3 separate regions of the Mus musculus genome follow, and all the other regions are linked to region 3. A link is a contact called in ENCODE Hi-C or POLR2A ChIA-PET data. All regions are on one chromosome and are shown on one strand. Each heading gives the region's core, a stretch centred on a gene start or an enhancer-like site at or near the end of the contact. The rest is flanking DNA. Distances are from core to core; before and after follow the strand shown.

Region 1 (2,840 bases), core at 194-2,693, 50 kb before region 3:
GTCTGCCAACAGTGCACAGTGTTTCAGTTTCTCCACCTCCTCCGGGGACTTGTTATTCTGGGGTTTGTTTGTTTTGTTTTTATAGTAGCAATGTTAAGGTGTGTGAGAAGCTCATTGTTGCATTTCGTATTTGTTTTTAAGTCAGTAAATGGCTATGGAAGGGACTTCACATGAGATGCCTGCCCTGTCCATCAAGGTCTCTGAAGGTCAAGCTTTCTCGAAGTAACCTTTTCTCAAAGAACCCATGCTTGCTGACAGAACAGCTGGGCTAACAGCACAGAGATCTTTGGTGTCGATCTCTGCCGCTCACGTGGGGATACCCCACAGGGGTTCAAATCACACACAGCCCTTTCTCACTCAGAAGTGCTGTGGATCTGTGTGCTGGATGTGCCAGTGTCAGAAGAAGGAAGAGAAAGAGGCAGCGGTGGAGGGAGGAGGAGGGAGGAGGAGGAGGAGCAGGAGGAGGAAGAGGAAGAGGATGATAAAAATGAGGAGGAGGAGGAAGAAGAGGAGGCTCAGAGGAGGAGGAGAAGGGGAGGAGGAGGAGAAAAAAATGAGTCTTTCACAGTTAACTGTCATGTACTTTCCCACAGGCCCAAGAAACAGTACCATGAGCAAGCAAAAGGCCACAAATTACTGTATGAGGCATCTCTAGCAACGTGTGGCTCCTGGAGAAATCCTATCATGACAGACCTCAATCTCTGTTGCTTTTGAGTTAAGCAGTCAGTGCCCGCCAATTCCCTGTGCCATTTCTCCCTCCAGCCAAGTCAGTCGGCTCACCCAGCCCATTTCCACTGAATTCTCCAACACAGCCTTTCTAGAGCAAGCCATGACACACGAGAGTTCAAACCAGTAAAAGGAAAGACTAAAACCCCTCCTTCCCTAATGCATGCCTTTTAAACAATTATTTTACATCTTATATTGACTTATTCATTTGTGTGAGTGTGTGCCCATGTGTGCAGCATGAGGGAGTCGGTTCTCTTCTTCTACCATGTGGGTCTGGGTGATTAACTTGGGTTCTCACTCAGACTTGGCTGTAAGCACCTTCATCCGCTAAGCACCCCTCCCAGACCAGTCCTTCCCCCCAACTCCCTTCCCATTTGTGTCAGGGAGGCTGAGCATGAAGCTGGTGTCTTTGCTAATCTCTGTGACCGGCTGTAACCATAAGACAAGAACTCAGGAGAAGGCCTTGCTTTCCCTCGTCCCCTTGAAAGCAGAAGTGGCATCCAGGTCCTCACAGGAGTGACAGCCGGCTTGGCCGGAATTTTGGCTTTGGCTTCTGTAAGGATTCATACTTACAGAACACCCCAGTTTTATAGTTTGGCCGTTAAGATCCAAGTCTCCAGTTGATTAGATAAGGAATTCCAAGCGAGGCGGTTCAGGGTGGAGGAGGAAGTTGATACATTACAGCCCGTCCTGTTCCTATTTGGTGAAGCCCCTCCACCCTCTCAACTTGCCTTTACAGACTTTCCCTCGCCAAGCATGTCCTTGGCAGGCACCGAGTCTTCTTTGAAAGTTTTCTGTGTCGAATAAGAGGCCTTTGATTTTTTTTTGGGGGGGGGGGGAGGGAGGTTCCTTTTTTAACTTGCTGTGGTTAAGAGCCCTGGGGCCCCTAGTTACTATTTCTATGGCATTCGGATTACACACACAAGCAAACAGTTGAGTTCATCATAACCTTTTAATAACCACTTCCATCTGCATTTCTCTTTAGAGTGTCGATGATGTTTGCACACATAAGTGTTCATGGGGCCCACATATTCACAAATACTGTGATTGATAAAGCAGAAGTTAGTCCTGTTTTATAGAGGAGTTAAGCCTTAGAGGGATCAAATGGCTGGCCCTAGGCCACTCAGGCACACAGGACTCGAGCCCAGACCTTTTGACTTTTAATCTGTACCAAGGAGGATTCTGCTTTGTATGGGTGATTATGGAATTATGAAAAACGAGTGGAAAAGAAGGTCAGTAGATTATTCCAGTGTCTAGTGCTTGCAAAAGATTTGAGAAGTATGGGAGAAAATAAAATCAATCAAATGAAAGTCACTAAGTGTGTGACATTCAAGACTCAGGAAATAATCTTACAGAAACTGTGGGGAAAGAATATGATAGACTGCTGAAGTTCATTTATCTAATCTTTGACAGTAATCTCCAGGAAGAGCTAAATGAGAAATGAATGAATATGTGGATGGAGTTACCAAGAACTCTACATAAGTTTTTAGAATGAGAGCCTGGGTCATTTAACTGGAGTCCCTACAGCAGTGGCTCCCAACCTGGGGGTCATGAGCCCTTTGGAGGTCAAATGACCTTTCACAGGGGTCGCCTAAGACCATCAGAAAACACAGACATTTACATTATGATTCATGACAGTAGCAAAATTACAGTTATGATATAGCAACAAAAAATGTGATTTTTATGGTTGGGGGGGTCACCACTGCATGAGGTCACCACATGCATTAAAGGGTCACAGCAGTAGGAAGGTTGAGAACCACTGGTCTACAGGGAGAGAGTATAGAGGTGGTAAAAGATTGTCTCCCTGTAAGGAGCAGAGCTCAGGCCTCTAATCCCAGCATTCTGGAGGCTGAAGCAGGAGGATCACAAGTTCAGAGCTAGCCTGGGCTACAAAATAAGACCCTGCGTCAAAAAAAACCTACCCCTCCCCAAAACACCCCACAAATTAAGGGAAGAGAGACACATATGTGTATGGAAAGAAAGTCTGGGTTTACAGTGGCTCCCAGGGCCCTTGCCTCAGAATCACATGTTTGGTAACAGAGCCAACATTGTCCAAGCAGCCTCGGCTTAGAGATTAACACTTGCCTGTATCTTGATGTTTTTGTTGATATTAA
Region 2 (2,700 bases), core at 70-2,569, 46 kb after region 3:
GTCTGGCTGGCTCTGGGTGTTTAATTACATTTGCTGCCTGAACCATGTTTGCAGGACTGCTGACCCGTGTGCAAGGCATTCAGGCGCACCGTGACGTGTTTATGCAATATTTAGGCAGCTTTCAAAATAGGGATCTGACGCCGCTGCCGATGCTGCCAAGTGTGAACTTTAAATTTTAAACACTGTGTGCTCCACATCCCCATGTTGGGGACAGAGGAGTTGTATGCGTGTATAACTATCTGCATGTGTATGCGTGAGCCCAGACTGCAGCAGGCCTCAGTATCATAGCACCGAGGACTGGTTAAAGTCCGTGGCTGTGCCTCACCCCGAGAATGTCCTGTCCAGTAGGTCCACAGTGGGCAGATGTGTCTGTCGTTGGCAGAAGTTGGCAGTTGATGCTGATCCAGTTCCGTCTGGAGACCGCACCGGGGATGAAAGAGATCTAGGAGGAGTCAACATTCACCGGTGTATCACCAATGGTTGTTCATCTCCAGGCAGGAGGATTAGGAAGGCTTCTCATTTTGCCTTTGAACTTTTCTGTTGTTTCCAGTGACAGGGTGTGGCTGTTATCATCAGGAGTGGTATTGGAGTTATTTTAAGGCTATTTCTTGACATTTTGTGGGCCCATACAATGTTTATTGTCTTCTACTGTCTGGTCTTAAATGTTTTGGAGTAAAATCAAAGACTCCATGGTGCAGTGGATTGTCCCTAGTCTTTCTATAGAATAGCCATATAGGAAGGCCTGGTTTGAAGCTGGAGTGATGGCCTCCTGGTTAAGAGAATTTACTGTCATTGTTAATGACACTGGTTTGGTTCTCTGCACCACATGTTCGCTCACAGCCACCTGAGACCCCAGTTCCAGGGGATCTAGTACACACTCTTCTGACCTCTGTGGACTCCTGTATGTATGTAATGTACATAGTTAGACTTAGATGCACACCCTTAAAAATAAAGATCTTTTTTTTAAAGGGACCTCACTTCTCCCAGGGATCTCCTACCTCAGTTCTTGTTACGAGTCCATGAGTTCAGTAGATGCTTACTAACTCCACTTACAGTAGACTCGAAGGCTGTGCCCTGCACGTCTCCATGAAGGCTGTCTCGTGTGGGTGAATTGTCTTTAATAGCCCTTTGGAAGAACATGAAAGAAGGGAGAATTTGTCTAAGTTAGTAGAAGTCACAAGCAGGATGATACAATTCTACATTTGGTCTCAGGGTAAGCCAGCAACCAGTGAGCAAAACCCTGGCCCCCAAAATAACACTGCATCCTGGGGAAGTTTGGCCCTGGGGTGTCAGGATATGCATGTGCACAACCCTCTGAGTGAAGACACAGGAAGAACTCTGTGCCTCCCACTAGCTGTGTGCCTGTGCCTCATTGATATTTTTAGAAAGGCCCTTTCTCAATTGAAAAGTAATCATGGTTCTCAACTAGTGTAGAAAACATGGGACTTAGAACCCAGGGAAGTAATGTTTAGGTTTGAGTCTACCAAATTTCAGGCCAGTTGATTGACATCTTGGATTGGGCCCCAATCTGTCAATGGGCATGTCAGCTTTGTGAATGCTGTGGACTATCATAAAGACCAGGTGATCTGGGCTGGAGAAGGCTGGTTAGCACAGCATCAGCACCCACTGCCACCAGCTTTGTAGAAACTTGCTTATGTCCTCGATCTCCCGTGCTGAGGAAGGTTCTGGCATAACTCGGCATGTCTTAGGCTCTGGCCTATTTCCCACTCCACCCAGCCAGCTTGGCAGTGACACTGGCTGTTGAGTGGCCTGTGAGGTCAGACAACTTGAGGAAAAGCAAGATAGCGACTGAATCATGTTTTTCCTGATAGCACGGAGTTCTTTTCCTTACCCAGTCTCCAGGAAGTTAAAGTATTTATGGTCTCCGTGGAAATGGAGTCTGTTACATAAAATGGATCCCTCACCTGTGGAATGTGTGGGTCGTTTCCTGGCTCCCTGGCTGCATCCGGAAGGCGAGGGCTTAGGCGGGTCTTTTTTTTTTTTTTTTTGGTGAAAGTTCTTCAAGGCATCTCACAGCCCCAGGCGAGCTGACAATTCATCACCTCCCTAGTAAATGCTCCGCAGTGGTTTGATAACTGTGGATGAAAGTTTCAAAACAAATCACAACTTTTGCCCTGCTTTCTGCACATGATCATAACTGAGGGGCAGGGAGGGGACTATTTATGGTATCAAATCTGTAAGCACTGCAGGTGGGTGTAGCTCTCCTTCCCTTCCGTTGCTTTGACTTAGGGGTCTTTACTAAGGTTTGACTCACTTAGCAGGTACCTTATAGTCACCTGGACTACCTGTGTGTCCTTGAGGGCTGTGGGTCATGGTGGTGGGGTCACATGCAGGTCAGTCTCAGTGTAAGGCCTCATTACTGACAGACAGGACAAGAAAGTAAAACCAGGTCCTGGATTCAGTTTTATCCTAAAATGGATGCTGTGGTTTAAATATGAACTCTCCCCTATGGGCTCTGCAATGGTTTGAATAAGAATGGCTGCCATAGCCTCCAGGCAGCAGGGGCTACAACCATTTGAGAAGGATTAGGAGGTGTGGCCTTGTTGGGGGAAGTGCGACCCTTGGGGATGAGTTTGGAGGTTTGAAGAAGCTCACAACAGGCCCAGTGTTTCTGTCTGCTGCCTACAGGTGGGGATGTAGCTCTTCGCTACTGCCCTAGCGCCAAGCATGCCAGCCTGC
Region 3 (2,700 bases), core at 123-2,622:
GGTAGCACTAGGAACCCAGGAGGCAGACTGCTGTATGACCCTCCGAGGTGACCTGAGTTCGTTGGTCGCCAGAATCAAGGTGAGAGAGACTAAGGAACAGCAGCGGAAGCACTGCTTCAAGTCAGGCTTCCTGGGAGCCGGAGGTGTGACTCAGTGGTACAGCGGTAGACCGCATGTGCAAGTCAGTCGCATCACGGGGCACCAGTTGGTGACAGACGGAATCCCTCCTATTTAGACCACCTGCTACACGTGGTTTACCATAATAAGTATCTCTCCTCCCTCAGTGTGGCTTCTGGAGACCAGAGCCAGCGAAGTTGTTCCTGCTTGTGTGTGGTCTCTACAGTACGGCACGCAGTAAGCACCCCATAAAACTCCCCATAAAGCAGTTCGTGAATGAGTGAATTTGGACCTTCATGCCATAGTGAGATTCCCCACCGGATCCAAACTGTTAAGACTTGGAGCACTTTTCAAAAACGCCTTGGCACCACGGAAGCGCCGCCCTCAAGCACTTGTTGAACCAAACAGAGCAAATCCGCTTCCTTCGGTTCCGCCCAGGCTGGGAGGTCTGGCTTTGGCAAAAGCGCGGATCGCGCTGCTGTGCCTTTCTTACGTAAGAGTTAATGAACCCTCCCGGCCATCTAGATCCCTCCCATTACAAGGGCGCAAGGGAAAGAAAATGAGCGCCGTATTTACAAACACACGGTTTTGGTGGTCCATTGCAAATTCATGTCTAGCCTTGGCTCCCCACAAAGAGCTTCCAACACCGCGGCAAAGCTCGGTGTGGGGCGCCGAGGGGCGGTGCGCTGTGGATGTCAGTGGAGGCGGAAGGATAGCGTGGATTAGGCCTGCGCACCCGGCACCCTCTCCAATGCCCCCCAGACCGCCCCAGGGCCCCGGCTGTGAGGGTGACAGCGGCCCCTGAAGGTGACTCGAGCTCCAGGAGGTGTCTGTGACGTCCCCCGCAGGCTCAGGAACAGGGGAAGCCAGGGGCTCCTTCTCCAGGCCCAGCAGCCCGGAGCCCGAACGCCTTTGCAGAGCGTCCCTTCCCGTGTCCCGGCTGCCCTGAGGCCGGAGACGCTCGCCTTTGTAAAGCGCCCCTTCCCGGTCTGCAGCGGCCTTACAGCCCGGGCGCGGCCCCCGGAGCGGAAGATGGCGACGCTGCCCGGCTCCCGGCGGCCGCGAGGGGCCGCGGTGCTGCGCGCTCGGCCCGGCCCGAGCGGCTAGAGCGGCGCTTGGGCCCGCGGCCTCCTCCCGCTGCCGCGCCCCGCCCCGCGCCCGCCCCTCCCCGGGCCCGGCCGTGCCCCGCGTCGCGCTCCCCCGGGATGGCCCGCGCGCCTCGGCGCTGCGTCTCGGAGCTCTCGGCGGAGCGGCGGCGGCCGCGCTCGGGGGGCGCGCGGCTGCTGCTGCGGCGGCGGCGGCGGCGCGGCGCTTGAAGGGGCCGCGTCGGGCGGAGCAGCGCGCCGCCAACATGTCGGATACGAAGGTAAAAGTTGCCGTCCGGGTCCGGCCCATGAACCGAAGAGGTGAGCCGCTCTCCCCAGCTCCTTTTGCATTTCTGCTCCGGCCGAGGGCGGGGGGCAACTTTGCAAACTGCAGGGCGGCCGGGGATCGGGGACACCGGTGTGGCCCGGCGTGGCCCCGGGTGGAGGCGGCGCCCAGGCTCTGGCCGCGGCCACTATGTGCCCGGGGCGCCGTCTCCCTGCCTGCCCGGACTGAGCCACGCGCGCCGGCTGCGGCCGCGGATGCTCCACTTTGCAACATCACCCTGCCCCTGTGCTTTCAGAGCTGGAACTGAACACCAAGTGCGTGGTGGAGATGGAAGGGAACCAGACGGTCCTGCACCCTCCTCCTTCCAACACTAAGCAGGGAGAAAGGTAAATCCCATCCCGGCGGCTCCTGCCAAGTTTGAGCCCGGAAAAACCGAGTGCGCTCTCCCATTGTTAGCAAGGGTGGCTTCAAGTTTGTCCCACGCTCATGCGGAAAGCGGTTGCAAGTGCAGGGTCCCCTCCCCTCCTTGTGCCCATCACTTCTTGTCCCCTCTCATCCAGAGCGATGTCTCCCAGGCAGGGAACCCTGGCCAGAGTCAGCACTCTGGCTTCCAGGCTCCTAGAACGTGAAGGGACCGGATGGAGATGTGTAGCCCAGGCCACATCTTAACACCTAGGAAAGACGTTATCTGAAGCGTGCAAATGACCAATCCAAGGCCTTATTGATGGAGTTCAGCTCCAGCGATTCTTACGTTGTTTGCCCCTTTTCGCAGAACTGCTTAGGATGTTGTATATGAAATGGGGGCTGGGAGCCTAAGAAATCAAACACCCAAGTACAAGGCTAGGGTCATTTAAAATCTGTATGTAGGTTGTTGGAGGTGGTGAGTTGAGATGGTGTCTGAAAGTAATTCGGGAATTTTGATTTTCGAGGAAACAGACAGAGTGCTGATACGGAGCTGTTTAGACACTGGGATGGGGGAATGTTAAAAGGGGCTGCATTTTCTAGATGGCAAGGCATTTGCATTTGAAAAGTCCTGACTGTGGGATCCTTATTAATTCTACTGTGTTCCATGCAATGGTATGGGAAAACGCCCTAAAATAGTGTGAATATTTGGCATTTTTATGGTAAGCCCCTGAGAAGAAATTGGTTGGGATTCATTCGTTATGGCATTGTAGGACCTTATAAAAATAGAAAAGAAAACCGGGATTCCGA

What was found. Hi-C counts contacts between places; a loop is a spot of excess contacts on that map. ChIA-PET counts read pairs that join two places held with the same protein, here RNA polymerase II (POLR2A).
Region 1: a map of left cerebral cortex shows a loop between it and region 3 (1.8-fold over the local background). The contact joins the enhancer-like site here to the promoter of Kif13a in region 3. A Hi-C loop is called at or near these places in 3 of 37 maps with a recorded cell type or tissue (heart and left cerebral cortex). POLR2A ChIA-PET finds 5 or more read pairs at or near these places in 4 of 5 experiments (Patski and embryonic stem cell).
Region 2: a loop to region 3 is called in a map of heart, with 7 times the contacts of the local background. The contact joins the enhancer-like site here to the promoter of Kif13a in region 3. A Hi-C loop is called at or near these places in 8 of 37 maps with a recorded cell type or tissue (adrenal gland, gastrocnemius and heart). POLR2A ChIA-PET finds 5 or more read pairs at or near these places in 2 of 5 experiments (Patski and embryonic stem cell).

The regions. Positions count from the first base shown.
Region 1 is chr13:46,978,579-46,981,418 of GRCm38, reverse strand. No RefSeq gene overlaps it. Among named protein-coding and RNA genes, the nearest start is that of Gm52038, 11 kb to the left of the region's middle. Within about 2 kb of position 1,443, at least 2 of the 3 ENCODE cell types and tissues checked have a DNase peak (open chromatin) inside an H3K27ac peak, as active enhancers do; they include heart, where a contact is called at or near this core.
Region 2 is chr13:46,882,715-46,885,414 of GRCm38, reverse strand. All of the region lies in intron 2 of Kif13a (kinesin family member 13A), which reads left to right. Among named protein-coding and RNA genes, the nearest start is that of Gm22960, 19 kb to the left of the region's middle. Within about 2 kb of position 1,319, at least 2 of the 3 ENCODE cell types and tissues checked have a DNase peak (open chromatin) inside an H3K27ac peak, as active enhancers do; they include gastrocnemius and heart, where a contact is called at or near this core.
Region 3 is chr13:46,928,390-46,931,089 of GRCm38, reverse strand. It overlaps Kif13a (kinesin family member 13A), which reads left to right and starts at 1,372. Exons shown (of 38, transcript NM_010617.2): 1 at 1,372-1,523; 2 at 1,784-1,874. The coding sequence starts at 1,469.